Regions from separate parts of the Homo sapiens genome. Here region 1 is linked to region 2. Evidence: chromatin loops called from intact Hi-C (ENCODE). Cell type or tissue: endothelial cell of umbilical vein. All regions are shown on one strand.

Region 1 (8,000 bases), 390 kb before region 2:
GAATACAGCCTTGAAACGTACTTTCTCTGAAACACCACGTCCCCTCCCTTTCTCACCATACATTCCCTTACACCATGCACATTTACCTAACTGTATGTATCTAATTATGTGCTTACCTGGAAGTTGCAGGGGCTAACTTGAAATAGACTGAGCACGGAGACCTAACTGCAAAATTCCAGAGATTACCTCAAGGCGGGTAGTCTACAACCCGGCCATTGCTGACATGTCGCCAGCCTGCGATGATAGCTATCAGAAAGAGACACACAGACCTAGTACGCAGCATCGCTCCTGCCTTCCCACTGCTTGCTCTGGAAATAAAGTCACCTTCCTTTCGTCCTTGTTATTGGCTTTGCAAGCGGTGAGCAGCCAAGCCTGGGCTCGGTTACATTATCATGGTTAAAACTGAAAAGCCTATTTACACCAAATGTTGGCAAGGATAGGGAGCAATTATAACTCGCATGCATTGCTACAAGGAGTGAAAAACCACTTTGGAAAATTGCTTGGTAGTTTATTTTAAGGCTGAGCATGCACCTACCATTTGTATGACCCACTAATTTCACCCCTAGGTATTTATTCAAAGGAAATAAATCAGTATGTCCACAAAGAGACTTGTAGAAGATGCTACTCACAAAGGCTTTATTCCTAATAGTCTCAAAGTGGAAACAGCCCCGTATTCTCTATTAGATAAATGGATAAGCAAACTATGGTAACGTCACACAATGGAATATTAAAAATAATAAAGCAACAGAAAGGAACAAACTACTGGTATACACAACATGCAAGAACCTCAAAAACATGTGGAGTAAAAGAAGGTAGACACACCAGAGTGTGTACCATACAAGTCTATTTATATTCCCCTTGAGGAAAAGCCACTGGATTTGGTGATTAGGAAGTCACAGATGAGCATTAGGAGAAAAATTTCAGAAAAGTGAGGGAAACCGAGCCATATGGTTGGCGCAGAGTAAAAGGTGAGGAAGCAGAGGTCACGTCACCTGCAGTCCGTAGGCCAAGTCTAGCCTGCAGGCATGGCTCCCTATGGTCTGAGAACTAAGAATGGTTAAAGGTTTTTAAAGGTTGTAAAAAAAACAAAACAAAAAATATGTGACAGAAACCATATGTGGCCCACAGAACCTAAACTATACTACCTGGCTCTTATAGAAAGTTGGCTGATCCCTGATTAGACTTTCTCCCCATGTTTGGCACTGACGTGAAATGAAGCGACAGGGCCTGTTGGCTTAAGGAGCAAGCAAGGTCAAATGTATAAACTAAAAGGAAGAAAAGAACCGGATGACCAAAAATAGCTGGGAATCATGAATACAGCAGTACCTGAGAAGCGGTGTGAGGGATGAGATAAAGGATATGCTTGTACCGCTGAATGTATAAACTAAAGGGAAGAAAAGAGCCAGATGATGAAAACTGGCCAGGAATCATGAGCACAGCGGTACCTGAGAGGCGGTGTGAGTGATGACATAAAGGATGCACTCGCACCACTTCTCAGGTACTGCTGCATTCATGATTCCCAGCTATTTTTGGTCGTCTGGCTTTTTTCTTCCCTTTAGTTTATACACAAGTAGGACAGTATCCTTAAAAACAAAGAGAGGGGTTTCTCTATGACAGGTGGAAAGAAGGTGATGAGGTGAGGAGGAAACTGAGAGACCCTATTAGAGGTTCCAAACTTTACCGAGGAGTAGGCTCTGATGCCACCTCGATGGGGCCTTCCTGACTACTCTGTGTAAGAATCACAAGCTTTCCCAGCACTCCCGATCCCTGTTACCTTGGTTCTACTCTTCCTTTTCTTTCCATAGGACCTATGACCTAATGTACTATACACGTAGTGCTTGTCTTTGCCAGCCCACGAGAATGCAAACGCCATGAGGGCAGGAATATTTGTATTTTACCCCCAGATGTGCCCTAAGCATCTAGAATTCAATAAACCTGTGACGAACCAGGAAGTTTAATCTGAAGTGAGGGGTCAGGCTGCAGCAGGGGATCTCAATGTCAGCACCTCCTCAGTTTTGGGCCGGGTAAGTCCCTGTTGTGGAGAGTTGTCCTGAGTTGTGCACATTCTTGGCCTCTACCCACTAAATGCGCAATACTCCTCTTCCTAGTTGGGAAAAACAAAAATGTCTCCAGACATTGCCAAATGTCCCCTGGGGTGCAAAATCACCACAGTTGAGTGCTGCTGGGCTAGTCATGGACTTTAGGACTAGGAGGAAATCATTCATTCAACAAGTATTTACTGAGTGCCAAATATGGGTGAGGAACTATGGAAACACGATGGAAACCTGACAAGGTCCTTGACCTCATGACATGTACAGCCTGGTGACAAAGACAGATAATAAACTGTAATTATTAAATAATTACAAATTGTGTTTTGTTACTGAAGAAAATATACAGGGTGGAGAAACTAACTAACAGAAGAGACCTACTTTATAAAGGGTAGTGAGAGAAGGCCTCTGGGAAGAGGGACTATTAAGTTGAGCCTTTAAGTTTGAAAAGGAAACCACCATGGGAAGAGGAGGAACAGCATAGGCCTGGGCCCTGCACCAGGAAAGGGCATGGCACCTTTAAGGAAGGCTGGCATGGCTGGAGCACCGTCGTGGGAAGGCGGTGTTTGAAATAAGGCCAGGGGCTAGATCAGGAGTGGGGAGACCGCAGTGTAGAGGCTGGTATTAATGCTAATTCCAATGCAGTATTCATGGTGGGCTTACTCAGGTGGTGACATAATCCAATTAAAGTTTAAAAAAGACTCTGGCTACTGAGTAGAAACTAGACTTAGCCACCAGAAGGAATGTCAACATGAGTAACATTAGGGGATGAACAGAAGGATTCAGCAAAAGTGCCGTAAGAAATGAAGGCTATGCCAAAGTGGGTGTGTAGCTGCCTCTAGCAGGTGTCAAAAGCCTGGGAGAAGGACAAAAGAAGAAAATGGCCATCAGGACTGAGGACTGGGAATTGGCGAGGGAGGCATGATCCAGCGACGTGAGGGTAAGGACTGAAATGTGCTCATGAGAACGTCACCAAACCAGCAAAACTGGTGTCACAGACTGGGACCGCAAGAGATGGGCAAAAATAGCTTAGCAGAGGCTTGAAAACTTTGTTCTTCCACAGGTTGAGGGCATACAAATACATGTGTCCCCAACTTCAAATACAGCTCTGTAAGTACTCATGGAGTTTCATTTGACAGGAGATAATGGTACATAGAGAGATACAAATAGACTGGAAGATATTGCTGTTGTGATTTCATGACTTTGAGGACATGGAGTACAGCAGAGCCTTTTGCTTTGAGGAGATTTTTCCACTGCCAAACTGGTCTTCCTCATTACAACTCTGAGTTATTAAGAAAAAGGTGAGGGCAAAAAGCGCAAAAGAAATATAGGTGTAGAAAAGAACACAGTCACCAAAGTCCTGGTAAAAAAATATGTACTTACCTATAAGCATTAATATAATCTTTCCTGTGTTCCAGAAGAAAATCTCTCAGTTTGCCAATGTGAGAAATCTAAAATTAAAAAAGAAAGCCAACAGTTTATATAGATATGTTACACTCATGTAATGAATTTTAAATTAATAGAGAATAAAATGCAAATTGCAGAAAGATTCTGAAGCTACAAACTGAGCACCGTCGGTTTTGGACTCTCGTACAGTCACAAATTAGTTACCATTCCTGGGCCTCAGTCTCTCATCGATGGTTCCTTCCACCTCTAATTATTAGGACCTATGACACTATGAGTAGGTGATTTCTAGGTAAGTTAAAGACGAAATGAGATAATGCATGTCTAGTAATTACATAGCATGTGTTCAATAAGGTTAATTCCTTTTCTTTTCTTATAGCTAAAATTGCACAGCAAGTATTCCTTCTTCCAAGTGTTCTAAGGGACAGTTCTAAAGCTGAAGCTGTTGCGTTTGTAAATAGGGCCCATGCAGAGCAGCAGAGTTAAAGCAAAGATTCAGGGGTAACAATTTATCCCCACATAGCAAATCTCTGTCTTTCCTATGGGCTATTTCCATGGATGAAGAAAAAGAACTCAAAGATACAGGTACAAAGCACTGTGTTTGTGATGGCTGTTTCTAGTATAATAAAAACCTATTCTAAAGCACCTACTACATGCCAGGTACTGTGCATGGAACTAGCAATTCACAAATAAATAAAAAGTGGTGGGAAGAACGCTCAGACCACAGTCAATAGGGACAAACGTGTTTCCAGAGGGAGAATGATTACTAGCCAGTGGCCTGCTGGTCCTCTGACGACGTCTTACTCCAGCTTCCGACTCACACACTTTGCACTCGTTCCAAACACACGTGGCCCCAGCCTTGCAAGGTCTGCGGAACTTTCATCTCTTCCATGGAAGTTTTTCTGTCAAGGCCAACCCAGGCTAATTTTCACTTTGCTCTGATCTTAAAAGGACTTCTGCACACCACACTCTTGGCACTCAATTATTCATGGCCATGTACTCTGACCTAACTTTTATATACACACTTCTTTGTCAGTGGCAGAACTATGCAAGGAGGGGCTGCCCATCTTTCCCTACAGTTGTAAGCACAACAAGAAGCACAGAGGTGATCAATAAACACTGTGGAATGAGTATATGCCTAAATACAAAATAGCATTGATCACAAAAGAAACATCCATGGTTTGTCTGGAGATATGTCAGTTTGGGTTCAGCTAAATTTCCCACATAGTCTAGACTCTTATTATAAATGTGATTCAGAAAAACACCCTAAGGCATTGTAAGCAAACAAATCAAAGAAAAAGAATTAAGTATGGTCACAATATTCATTTATTTCACAGATAGCAAATCAGGACTGAGAGACTGTCCACCATCCCTGACACTGCTCAACACTTTCACGTACATGGCCTATTTCTCTTCCCAACAACCCTGCTGTGCTATGATTCTTACTGTTCTCATTAACCAGTTTGGGAAAAGCTAAGTGACTTGTCCAAGGTTACACATTTAGTATGTGAGCTTGGTTTCAAAAGCTCAGGACTGAGTCCAAATTCAGCGTGTTTCCCAGTGCACCACCATGCCTGCCTGCCTTACAATCCTGTTCCTGCTTTCCACTTAGGCTGCATCAGGAAATCTGACTTTTTTTTTTTTTTTTTTTGAGATGGAGTCTTGCTCTGTCACCAGGGCTGGAGTGCAGTGGTGCCATCTCGGCTCAGTGCAAGCTCCACCTCCCAAGTTCACGTCATTCTCCTGCCTCAGCCTCCGGAGTAGCTGGGACTACAGGCACCCGCCACCACACCCGGCTAATTTTTTTGTATTTTTAATAGAGACGGGGTTTCACCATGTTAGCCAGGATGGTCCCGATCTCCGGACCTCGCGATCCGCCCGCCTCAGCCTCCCAAAGTGCTGGCATTATAGGCGTGAGCCACCGCGCCCGGTCGGAAATCTGACTTTTAAGTCTGTTGGGAAAAAAATTAAGAGATACGCAAGCAAGGTGTTCATTCCATCACATAAAAGATTTGACCAAGCTACTCCTCTGTTTCAAAACCTTCAATGGTTTCCATCTCCTTACCTCCTTCCCCTGCCTACCAGGGGTCAAACACTCAACTACTTCCAGGGGCCATGTGAACAGCATAAATGAGCAAAGCAAGGGAAATGCGTGGGTAGAATACATTCGACAGTGGTGAATTCTGGTTTCAAAATACACTGCAGTTAAAGGAAGCAGCTCTGCATGCTGATTTGCCAAAGGAAAGCCAATGAGTCATCTCAGTGTCTAAACAACGGGAAAAAGTCCAAACTCCCAAATGCAGCACTCAAGGCCCTTCACAACTCAGCGCTGAAAGTCCCTGCCGCACACCCCGCACCACTCCAGCCTCCAAGTCCCAGGCCTTCCCCTCACTTGCATACCCATATGGTTCTCCCTTTCCCTGGAACGCCCTACCCATCATTCTCTCCCAGGCAAATTCTTCCTCCTCATTCAAGATTCTCTTTTCCTCCTCATACTCACCCTACACTCCCAGCTGCAGTCAGATCCCATTCCCGCACAAAACGCTACATGTGCATCTATTTCAGCACCTGTTCCTTCATGATAACAATGACTAGTTCATAAACTGATTTCCCTTCACCAGACTGCAAACTCTGAGAGGGCAGAGAGTCCTCTCTCTTTCCCCAGAGCTTGTCAGGCAGTTTCTGGCACAAAGCAGACCCTCAGAAACTTTTACTAAATATTGAATAAATAGTGGGTACTGAATAATCCCAGAAGGATTATACCTGCTACCGTAGGCAGAATAATGGTTTTCCAGCTTCCCCAGGCCCATCCCCCTGTAAGATGTCCAACTCCTAATCGCCAGAACCTGTGACTATATGGTGTTACATGACAACAGGGCATTAATGCAGCACATGAGTTAAGGTTGCTGATCAGCTGACCTTAAAGTAGAGAGATTATCCTGAATTATCTGGGTAGGCTCAATCACAAGGGTCGGTAAATGTGGAAGTGGGAGGCAGAAGGGAGAGTGAGAGTAATGCAATGTGAGAAAGACTCATTCCAATGTTGCTGGTTTTGAAGATGGGGAAAGGAAGCCAAAGAATGTGGGCAGCCTCTAGAAGCTGGAAAGGGCAGGGCAATGGGCCTTCCTTAGAGCCTCCAGAAAAGAACACGGTCCTGCCAACACCTTGATTTTAGCTCAGGGAGTCCCATTTTGGACACTTGACTTATAGAACTATAAGATAATAAATCTGTGTTGTTGTAAGCCACAAGTTTGATGTAATTGGTTACAGCAGCAATGAGAAACTAATACACCTACTAAGAACCTTACTATCCACAACAGGTGTTTTTTTAGAAGCCATAAAGTTTTCCATACAAAGTTTTGAAAAGTGCAGAGGAATCTACTGTACAGGTTAGATCCAGCTGCCCACCCCTACTTTTAGTTAGTTCTATTCTACAAGGGAGGGATGGTGCCTAGGGATGAATGCCAGGAGCAAGCAAGCTCCACAGAGGCCCACAAGCACATAATTATTATACAAGAGGTTGCAGTTAGTCTAACAAATGTGATCCCAACTTCATATGCTCTGTAATGGGAAATTTCTATGAAACGAGGTTATTAAAACAGAGTGCAGGTGGTTCAGGATTAAACAGAATTCTTGATAAGAGGTGTGTTAAGTAATTACTGACTAAATTACATCAGTATAATAACTCAATACTTAACAGGAACACAATGTATGATATTTTAAATGCTGAGAATGAAAAAATAAAGGAACATTAAGATTTCTTTAGAAATTTGAGAGCTCTGAATTTTCTATTAATTTCTTTAAAAAAAAACAAAAAAAAAAACATGACAAATCAACAACAAAGAAAAAAGTTCAACAAATCTTTGATTTATCTACATAGGCATACCTAAGTCCCCAAATAGCATAATACAATTATCTCTGCAGAGAATGATTTGACTGTTTAATCACATGACTACCATTAACTTTATAAAGACTCTTGGCCAAGCTTAATCTATTTACTGTTAGACTCAGTCCTATTTTTCAGAATAAACTGGCAAAGACCGCATATTATAGCGCATACAATTCTGACGTGCTCATTACATTTTCACATTTTTAGAGAGGTTAAGTAGTTGTATGCTTTGGATTTTTCTTTTTTCTTTTTTGTAGATATGGGGTCTTGCTATGTTGCCCAGGCTGGTCTCAAATTCCTGGGCTCAAGTGATCCTCCCCCCTTGGCCTCCCAAAGTGCTGGGACTACAGGCATAAGCCACCATATCCGGCCTATGTTTTGGACTTTAAATGTTTCCACATGCAGTGCTAATTTTGGAAGAGTCACTTAATATGATAAAGTAGGAATAAGTATATACATCAAGAGAATGCCTCTTACTTGAGGTGTGTTCAGAAGGTGCAGCATCACCATGTAAAATCTACTAAGACTGGGCAACCTAACAGCTTCACAAGATCATCTGTCCTCACAAGTGAACAGTCTTCCATCAGACTGATGGTCTATCATGGAAAAGAGTTTTCATCAGTGAGCTACGGTTTGATTACACCGCCATATTAAATATG
Region 2 (8,000 bases):
GCGAGAGGGGAGGGGAGAGAAGTCTAGAGGATGGAAGCGGAGCGCCAGTCCCCGAGCTTTATCTGCTGGGGCCAGCCCTGCCCTTGCCAGGCATGAATTACTGCCCGGCTTTCTCGGCTGCAGCGGCAGCGCAGAGAAATGCCGGGGGTACAAACGCCTCGAGGTTAGAGCTGGCGGCGAGATAACAGGCTCAGCCCCAGGGCCTGCCTGCTCGCTGAACCCCTGGGCCGGGAAATCGGTAAAGTCCTAGACAAAAAATAACTCAGAGAAGTCTCCCTCTCACTGCCCCTGTAACTCGTGGCTTTCCTCCCGCGGGAACAAACAACGCCCTGGGAAACAGGCAGACATTTTATTTCTTTTATCTGACTCCTTTCTCTTGAGACTGCCGGCACCTTTCTTTCTCTCGCAATCCAGGGGCAGAGCAATGGGAAAGCCCCGCGCTTTTCTGACACGGAATTGAGTCTGAACCCCCTTCTCTGCCGATGCACTCTTCTCGCCTAGCAACGTTTACACGCGGTTAACCTGCCGCGCGGGGCGACAGCAGACACGAACCCAGGCCGAACCTATAAAGAAGACACCGTGGCGTTCAGACCCGGCTCGGGAAGCCGAGGGGCTGGCTGCGGGGCCGGTGCTGCGGGGCCAGGCGATTTGCTCCCCGGAGGCAGGGGCGCGACTTCAAGGGCCCGTGCGCCGGGTGCAGCCTTTGATCCGGCCGCCGCTGGCGCCTTAAAACAACATCCTAGTCTGCCTATTAGGCGCGCTGAGGAATCGTGACACATTGTTTATCCCCGCAATTAGCGATGCGGCCCTTTTCAGGCCGCCCGCCCCCGGGCCCCCCGCCCCCCCCCCCCCCCCCGCGGCGGAGTCCAGGCCTTGCTGCGCTCCTCAACTGCGACCGCCGCAAGTTCCACACTAGCCCCCGCTGCACCATGCGGCTTCGCTCTCTGAGTTCAAGCCCCCGCTCAGCCCTAAAGCAGGGGTTCTTAACTGGAGGACTCCACTTGGGACCAGAGCCCCCGAAGTTGTCTGCCCCGTTGCTTGTAATGTGTTTTTGTAGGTGTGCATTTTTCTAGGGAAGAAGTTCTTGGCTGTATCAGATTCTTAAAGAGACCTGGGAGCAAAACATTTGCAGAAGGAGGGCGAGGGCGGAACTAAGCAAAGACTCGAAAAGGCACACTGCTCGCTTTTTAAATGGCCCCAAAAGCAGATAGGCCTCTGTTTCCTCTCCCCCTTTAACCTGGCCACAAAGGGAGATTCTGGCTGGGTGCGGAGGGGGTTGTTCTGACGAGAGTTTGATTAGAACGGGAGCAATAGAAGTTCGCCGTCCTGGAATCGCTTGAACCTGGGAGGCGGAGGTTGGAGTGAACTGAGATCGCGCCATTGCACTCCAGCCTGGGCGACAAGAGCAAAACTCCGTCTCAAAGAAGAGGAAGAGGAAGAAGAAGGAGGAGGAGGAGGAGGAGATGAGGAGGAGAGGAGGAAGAGGAGGATGAGGAGGAGGAGAAAAGAGGAAGAAAAAGAGGAAGAGGAAGAAGAAGAAGAAGAGGAAGAAGAGGAAGATGCTGTTGTTCGCTGTCCTGGCTGGGCTACCAGCAAGGTATTTGCCCTACAGCCTTGCTCAGCCTCAGCGAGCTGAGCTTCAAAATTGGGTCTTAAGGTCTTCTATCCTTGTACCCTCTCGGGCAAACCTCCGGAGGCCCCGGTGCACCGCGCGTCCAGCCGGCCCAACTCGAGCTAGAAGCCCCAACCACTGCCCAGTGCCTGAGTTGCAGTCTTGGGTCCTTTAGAAACCTGGAGATGTGCGTAAAATTCAGATGCCGGTATTCCCGAACTTCCCCAGGCCTCAGCATATCTCGGCGGCCTGTGGACAGATGGGAGGCTACCAATCGCTCCGGCGTCCGCAGCCCGACCCCTGCCGCCAGACCCCGGACGTCTTCCGGATAATAAAGTTCCCGCTCTAATTCATTTTCCCTAATCTGGACGCCCCTAATCTACAGCTTTTATTGCGCCCAGTTAAAAGTCGAGGGAATTCGCTGTCCCTCCGCGCTCGGATAATTACCCCTAAATGGCCACGGCAGCCCCTTGTGTTTCCTGGAGATTAGAACCCCGCAGTCATCAATGGCAGGGCCGAGTGAGCCGCCAATCACCTCCGCTCACTCCCTGAGAGCCGCTGGCCTGGGCCGCAGGAGGAGAGGCCATAAAGCGACAGGCGCAGAAAATGGCCAAGCCCCGACCCCGCTTCAGGCAGATCTTGCATCTCCCCTGACCCCAACTCATTTTTTCTGTCTTTATTATTATTATTATTATTAACAGCAAACATTAAATCACGTTTTCTCCGAAATTGGCAAAAGAAGAGTTCTCAAGTCCCACACTAGAGTCCACCTCCAGGAACTTTCCTCTTTTCCCAGCCCCCTCCCCCAAATGTGCCTCTCCCCTCCAGGATCAGCGGCCCAGAGATAGGGACATGTCATTGTTTCCGAGGACGCGTTGTTTGAGGTCACCTTAAGGCCAGATCGGTGTTTCATTGACGATTCTGTTGGTTTTATTTCAGTAAGTTCTATATCAAAAGGATCTGGCAGCTCCTTTCCCCGCCCGGGCGCTATAGGTGTTGTGACCCTTGGGACAGAAGTTCAGAGCGAGGGTGGGGGGGGGGGAATACACATCGTGTATGAAAACCGACTGCAGATTCTAGATAATCTTACGTATTCTCACATCCTTGGCACTACAGGAAGCTAGCTTCTTCCCGCAAGGTTTACTCCAGCTCTAAGTTAGAGACAAAGGCCCACTTTTACCTCGAGGTAAAGTTTACAAGATTTCAGAACAGGAAGAAAATGAAGGTTTGGTTTTGTTTCGTTTCTTGAAAAGAAGTTAATAGTATGTCTTTCTCCTAGGATAAATAGCCATGCGTATTTTAAAAACTATATATAAAAGGAATGTGTAAGAAATAACCTCAACTCAAATTATTGTGGTAGAAGAAGAGGGGGGGTCAGACAGTGGAGGGGGGCACAGGGAAACCCAGCCACAGACTAAAGAGAAAGGTAAAAGAAGCAGTAGAGGAGAGAAACAAGGACGGGGAAAAAAAGAGGAGCGGAAAAGAGGGCTGAGGAGGGGAGGGGAGGGGAGGAGAGGAGGGCAGAAGAGAAGGAACGAGAACAAGGGAAAATCCCCCGGGAACACAGAAAGATAGAGACCCAGGGGACTCCCGCAGAGAGGGCCTCTTGGGCTTCAGCGCAGAGGAAAGTTTCCCGGGCACCCCCTCTCCTCCCCTGCCCTCCGCCGCCTGGGCCCTGCCCTGCGTGCCCCCAGGCCCAGCGCGCCTCCGGGCGAGTCCCCAGGAGCGCGGCCCAATGGATCGCTCCGGGCCCGCCCCCTCGCGCGCTGATTGGCCGCCGCCCCGCTGGCCTCGCCTTATTAGCAAGTTCTCTGGGGAGCCGCGGTAGGGCCCGGAGCCGGCGAGTGCTCCCGGGAACTCTGCCTGCGCGGCGGCAGCGACCGGAGGCCAGGCCCAGCACGCCGGAGCTGGCCTGCTGGGGAGGGGCGGGAGGCGCGCGCGGGAGGGTCCGCCCGGCCAGGGCCCCGGGCGCTCGCAGAGGCCGGCCGCGCTCCCAGCCCGCCCGGAGCCCATGCCCGGCGGCTGGCCAGTGCTGCGGCAGAAGGGGGGGCCCGGCTCTGCATGGCCCCGGCTGCTGACATGACTTCTTTGCCACTCGGTGTCAAAGTGGAGGACTCCGCCTTCGGCAAGCCGGCGGGGGGAGGCGCGGGCCAGGCCCCCAGCGCCGCCGCGGCCACGGCAGCCGCCATGGGCGCGGACGAGGAGGGGGCCAAGCCCAAAGTGTCCCCTTCGCTCCTGCCCTTCAGCGTGGAGGCGCTCATGGCCGACCACAGGAAGCCGGGGGCCAAGGAGAGCGCCCTGGCGCCCTCCGAGGGCGTGCAGGCGGCGGGTGGCTCGGCGCAGCCACTGGGCGTCCCGCCGGGGTCGCTGGGAGCCCCGGACGCGCCCTCTTCGCCGCGGCCGCTCGGCCATTTCTCGGTGGGGGGACTCCTCAAGCTGCCAGAAGATGCGCTCGTCAAAGCCGAGAGCCCCGAGAAGCCCGAGAGGACCCCGTGGATGCAGAGCCCCCGCTTCTCCCCGCCGCCGGCCAGTGAGTAGCCAGAACCCAGGCGCAGAGGGAGGGGGCCGGGTGGGGGCCGGGTGGGGTGTGGGACCCGAGGGCTCCTGGTGGCCTCCGGCGCCTGCGTACCTGCAGCCGGTGCTAGGGAGCCGTGGGCTGCAAGGCCGGGTCTTGCGCCTCCCTCCACTCCCACCCAGGAAGAAGGTTCCAGACCTCCTCGCCTTGGCCCAGAGACGCTGCGGGTGGGAGTTAACGGATAGGACACCGATGTCTGGGCACCCTGTCCTCCTGCCCCCACCAAACGACCTCAGGGGTCCATGATCCCTCATCTGATCCCAAACTCTGTTTCATCGGCTTCACCCCAGCGGATGAATGTGTGTGGTGCGGTATCTTCCCTGCACCCGGAGTTTCACTTTCTCGCAGTAGGAGCTGGTGTCCCCCAGCCCCTCTTCCCTTTCAAGTACCTCTTTGCCTAGAGGTTCCGAAGCTCCTACAGAATTCTACCTCCCCATGCCCTTTGAGTTTGAGGCAGATAGTTGGTGCTTTGGGCGGATGGATGATTCAGGGGTGGGGACATTCAGGTTCCAGTGGAGGGGGCGGGGCACCAAGTCAATTAGGGGAAGGCGCCCCCGCTAATCCTATGGGAAGCTCCCAAACGTCTAGGACTGAGCCATTAAAGTGGACTCCAGGTGCCCAAGGCGGTTCGCTCCAAGGCCTCACGGCCCCCTGGCTGCTCTACTCAGAGAACACGCTCGGAGATATTTCAGGAGCACGGGAAATTCCCAAGTTTTCCTCGTTTCCTCCGATTATTTTGCTCGGCATAATAGCAGCCAGATTTCAATGGCGTGATGCTGAGGAATGATTTTTATCTGGGGATTAAACGTCTTTGAAAGGCCAGTCCCTCCCTAAGCCTAATGGCCGGAGAAGGTGGCCCCGCTCTGGGTTGTCGCCGCTGAAGGGAGTGACGTTTCTCTCGGCGCCCGCCCCTCGGGCGGCCCGGCGGAAAGCTAGTTGGGGGCCAAGCGCTTCCCGGACTCCCGGTGGCCTCCAGCAGGGAAGAAGCGGGGTGTTAACACGAGATTTCGTTTGACTCACATCCTGGTGGTCTGAAAGTCCAAAGGATCGTTGTGTTTTCTTTGTTTTGTTTTGTTTTTTCTGTTTGTTTGTGGTTGTTTTTTAGAGAGGTGTGAAAAAATGCATACTTAGGCAAAACCCGCGTGGTGAAACATCTTCGATTTGAATTCACTTTCTGCCGGGAAAGCTGCTGCATAGGCAAAGTGTCCTTTCCAACGCTTAGGGCCTTGGGCCCCAAGACCCCGAAGTCAAAGCGATCCCGGCTGTGTTGGGATAATTTGTTCCACATTTTATCCGGGGGCAGTCCCCAGCAGACCCCATCCCCGACCTGCACTAGTCCTGCGCTCTGATGCTTCTTCACTGTCCACCCTTGAGGTTTATTTTGAAGCCAAAAGAAAAAGACAGCTGGGCATGTTGATGTCTGCTGACTATGCCACAGGTTGAGGGGAGAGGCGATCTCAACACTCCCCCCGCAACAACATCAACACACACACACACACACACACACAAACGTTTGAGTGGGGCCAGAGGGCCCTGGCGCCAGGGGTGAACGCGATCCAACAGAGGACTGAGACAATCTAAAGAAAAAGCCCATTAGAATAAAGCAGCCCCTCGTTCTCCGCTCCAGATGACACTTTCTGTTTCTAAGAGGGCTGGCCACAGTGCACCCTCCATGATGGTCTGCGCTGCTCCATCTCTGGTCTGCGGGAACTACTCCTAGAATCCCGTAGGAGCGAAGTGTTCCGGGGAAAGTGTAGAATTTGATTTGGATTCTATGCCACAAAACTGCCTAGCCCCACACTGAAGCACTCCGTGGGCACTGATAAATGTTTGGCCAACGCGTAAAACTAAATGTGCCCTTGGGCTGGGCGCAGGGCCTCTTTCTGCATGTTCGTCAACTGTATTAACATCCACCTTTCCTCTGGATGGCCCTGGGAGGAGGCCCGCCATGAAGGCCTTCCTAAGCCGCCGGGCAGCACAAAGGTGATTTCACATCTTCCCAGCTGTTTAGGCCTAAGATGTGGACATCGAGCCTTCAACGTGGGTATTTTTCTCCTGGAATCTTAGTTTCTTCATTTGCAAAAAGTAGACAGGAACTTCTCCCCTGCGGGGTTGCAATGGGAATTGGAGAAAATATATTTCAAGTGCCTTGCGCGATGCCCGGCACCGAGGCACTTGGCGGCACTCAATATCTGGTATTGTTTGGCTATTATTACTACTTCTTGGGCTGATCATGCTCCAATGCTTCTCTCTTAACCCCTTGCTTTTTTTTTCTTTCGGCCCTCAGGGCGGCTGAGCCCCCCAGCCTGCACCCTCCGCAAACACAAGACGAACCGTAAGCCGCGGACGCCCTTCACCACCGCGCAGCTGCTGGCGCTGGAGCGCAAGTTCCGCCAGAAGCAGTACCTGTCCATCGCCGAGCGCGCGGAGTTCTCCAGCTCGCTCAGCCTCACTGAGACGCAGGTGAAGATATGGTTCCAGAACCGCCGCGCCAAGGCAAAGAGACTACAAGAGGCAGAGCTGGAGAAGCTGAAGATGGCCGCCAAGCCCATGCTGCCACCGGCTGCCTTCGGCCTCTCCTTCCCTCTCGGCGGCCCCGCAGCTGTAGCGGCCGCGGCGGGTGCCTCGCTCTACGGTGCCTCTGGCCCCTTCCAGCGCGCCGCGCTGCCTGTGGCGCCCGTGGGACTCTACACGGCCCATGTGGGCTACAGCATGTACCACCTGACATAGAGGGTCCCAGGTCGCCCACCTGTGGGCCAGCCGATTCCTCCAGCCCTGGTGCTGTACCCCCGACGTGCTCCCCTGCTCGGCACCGCCAGCCGCCTTCCCTTTAACCCTCACACTGCTCCAGTTTCACCTCTTTGCTCCCTGAGTTCACTCTCCGAAGTCTGATCCCTGCCAAAAAGTGGCTGGAAGAGTCCCTTAGTACTCTTCTAGCATTTAGATCTACACTCTCGAGTTAAAGATGGGGAAACTGAGGGCAGAGAGGTTAACAGATTTATCTAAGGTCCCCAGCAGAATTGACAGTTGAACAGAGCTAGAGGCCATGTCTCCTGCATAGCTTTTCCCTGTCCTGACACCAGGCAAGAAAAGCGCAGAGAAATCGGTGTCTGACGATTTTGGAAATGAGAACAATCTCAAAAAAAAAAAAAAAAAAAAAAAAAAAAAAAAAAAAGAAAAGAGAAAAAAAAGACTAGCCAGCCAGGAAGATGAATCCTAGCTTCTTCCATTGGAAAATTTAAGACAAGTTCAACAACAAAACATTTGCTCTGGGGGGCAGGGAAAACACAGATGTGTTGCAAAGGTAGGTTGAAGGGACCTCTCTCTTACCAGTACCAGAAACACAATTGTAAAATTAAAAAAAAAAAAAAACTCTTTCTATTTAACAGTACATTTGTGTGGCTCTCAAACATCCCTTTGGAAGGGATTGTGTGTACTATGTAATATACTGTATATTTGAAATTTTATTATCATTTATATTATAGCTATATTTGTTAAATAAATTAATTTTAAGCTACAAAAATTATCTCTTTACTGATTGAGTCTTTTATTTTAATTTTGCTTCTTGCTATCTCTTTATGTGTACAGTTGCTTTTCAGTTTGACGGTACTTTTACGACAGCAACTTTGAAAGGTGATAACAGGGTATGCAGGGATAGAGGGGGGTGTCTTTTTGAACACCCACGACAGATCTGCATTAGGAAAGTCAAGTGGAGAGTTGAAGTAATTACCTAGGATAATTAGGCTCAATTTTCCAATTCACTTTAAGCTGAAATCGACACTTACTCGGGCAACCTATAACCAACTCTTGCTT

What was found. A loop is a pair of places that touch in the nucleus more often than their neighbours do. Peaks named below come from ENCODE experiments on the same cell type or tissue, not always from the same donor. Only the 100,000 strongest peaks of a DNase experiment are listed, where the experiment ranks them.
Region 1: a loop joins it to region 2, with 4 times the contacts of the local background. A loop is called at or near these places in 20 of 110 quality-filtered maps.

What each region holds. Positions count from the first base shown.
Region 1 is chr4:4,468,208-4,476,207 of GRCh38, forward strand. It overlaps STX18 (syntaxin 18), which reads right to left. Exons shown (of 11, transcript NM_016930.4): 2 at 3,432-3,499. It overlaps STX18-IT1 (STX18 intronic transcript 1), which reads right to left. Exons shown (of 4, transcript NR_126434.1): 4 at 7,914-7,937. Among named protein-coding and RNA genes, the nearest start is that of STX18-IT1, 9.5 kb to the right of the region's middle. In endothelial cell of umbilical vein, no CTCF peak of the experiment used is centred here; no DNase peak of the experiment used is centred here.
Region 2 is chr4:4,856,227-4,864,226 of GRCh38, forward strand. MSX1 (msh homeobox 1) reads left to right here and starts at 3,439. Exons shown (of 2, transcript NM_002448.3): 1 at 3,439-4,142; 2 at 6,475-7,710. The coding sequence starts at 3,674. The coding sequence ends at 6,917. RefSeq lists silencers at 3,261-3,320, 3,341-3,580, 3,591-4,030 and an enhancer at 6,084-6,755. In endothelial cell of umbilical vein, no CTCF peak of the experiment used is centred here; DNase peaks (open chromatin) are centred at 3,405 and 4,965; H3K4me3 peaks cover 2,427 bases; H3K27ac peaks cover 579 bases; H3K27me3 peaks cover 2,465 bases.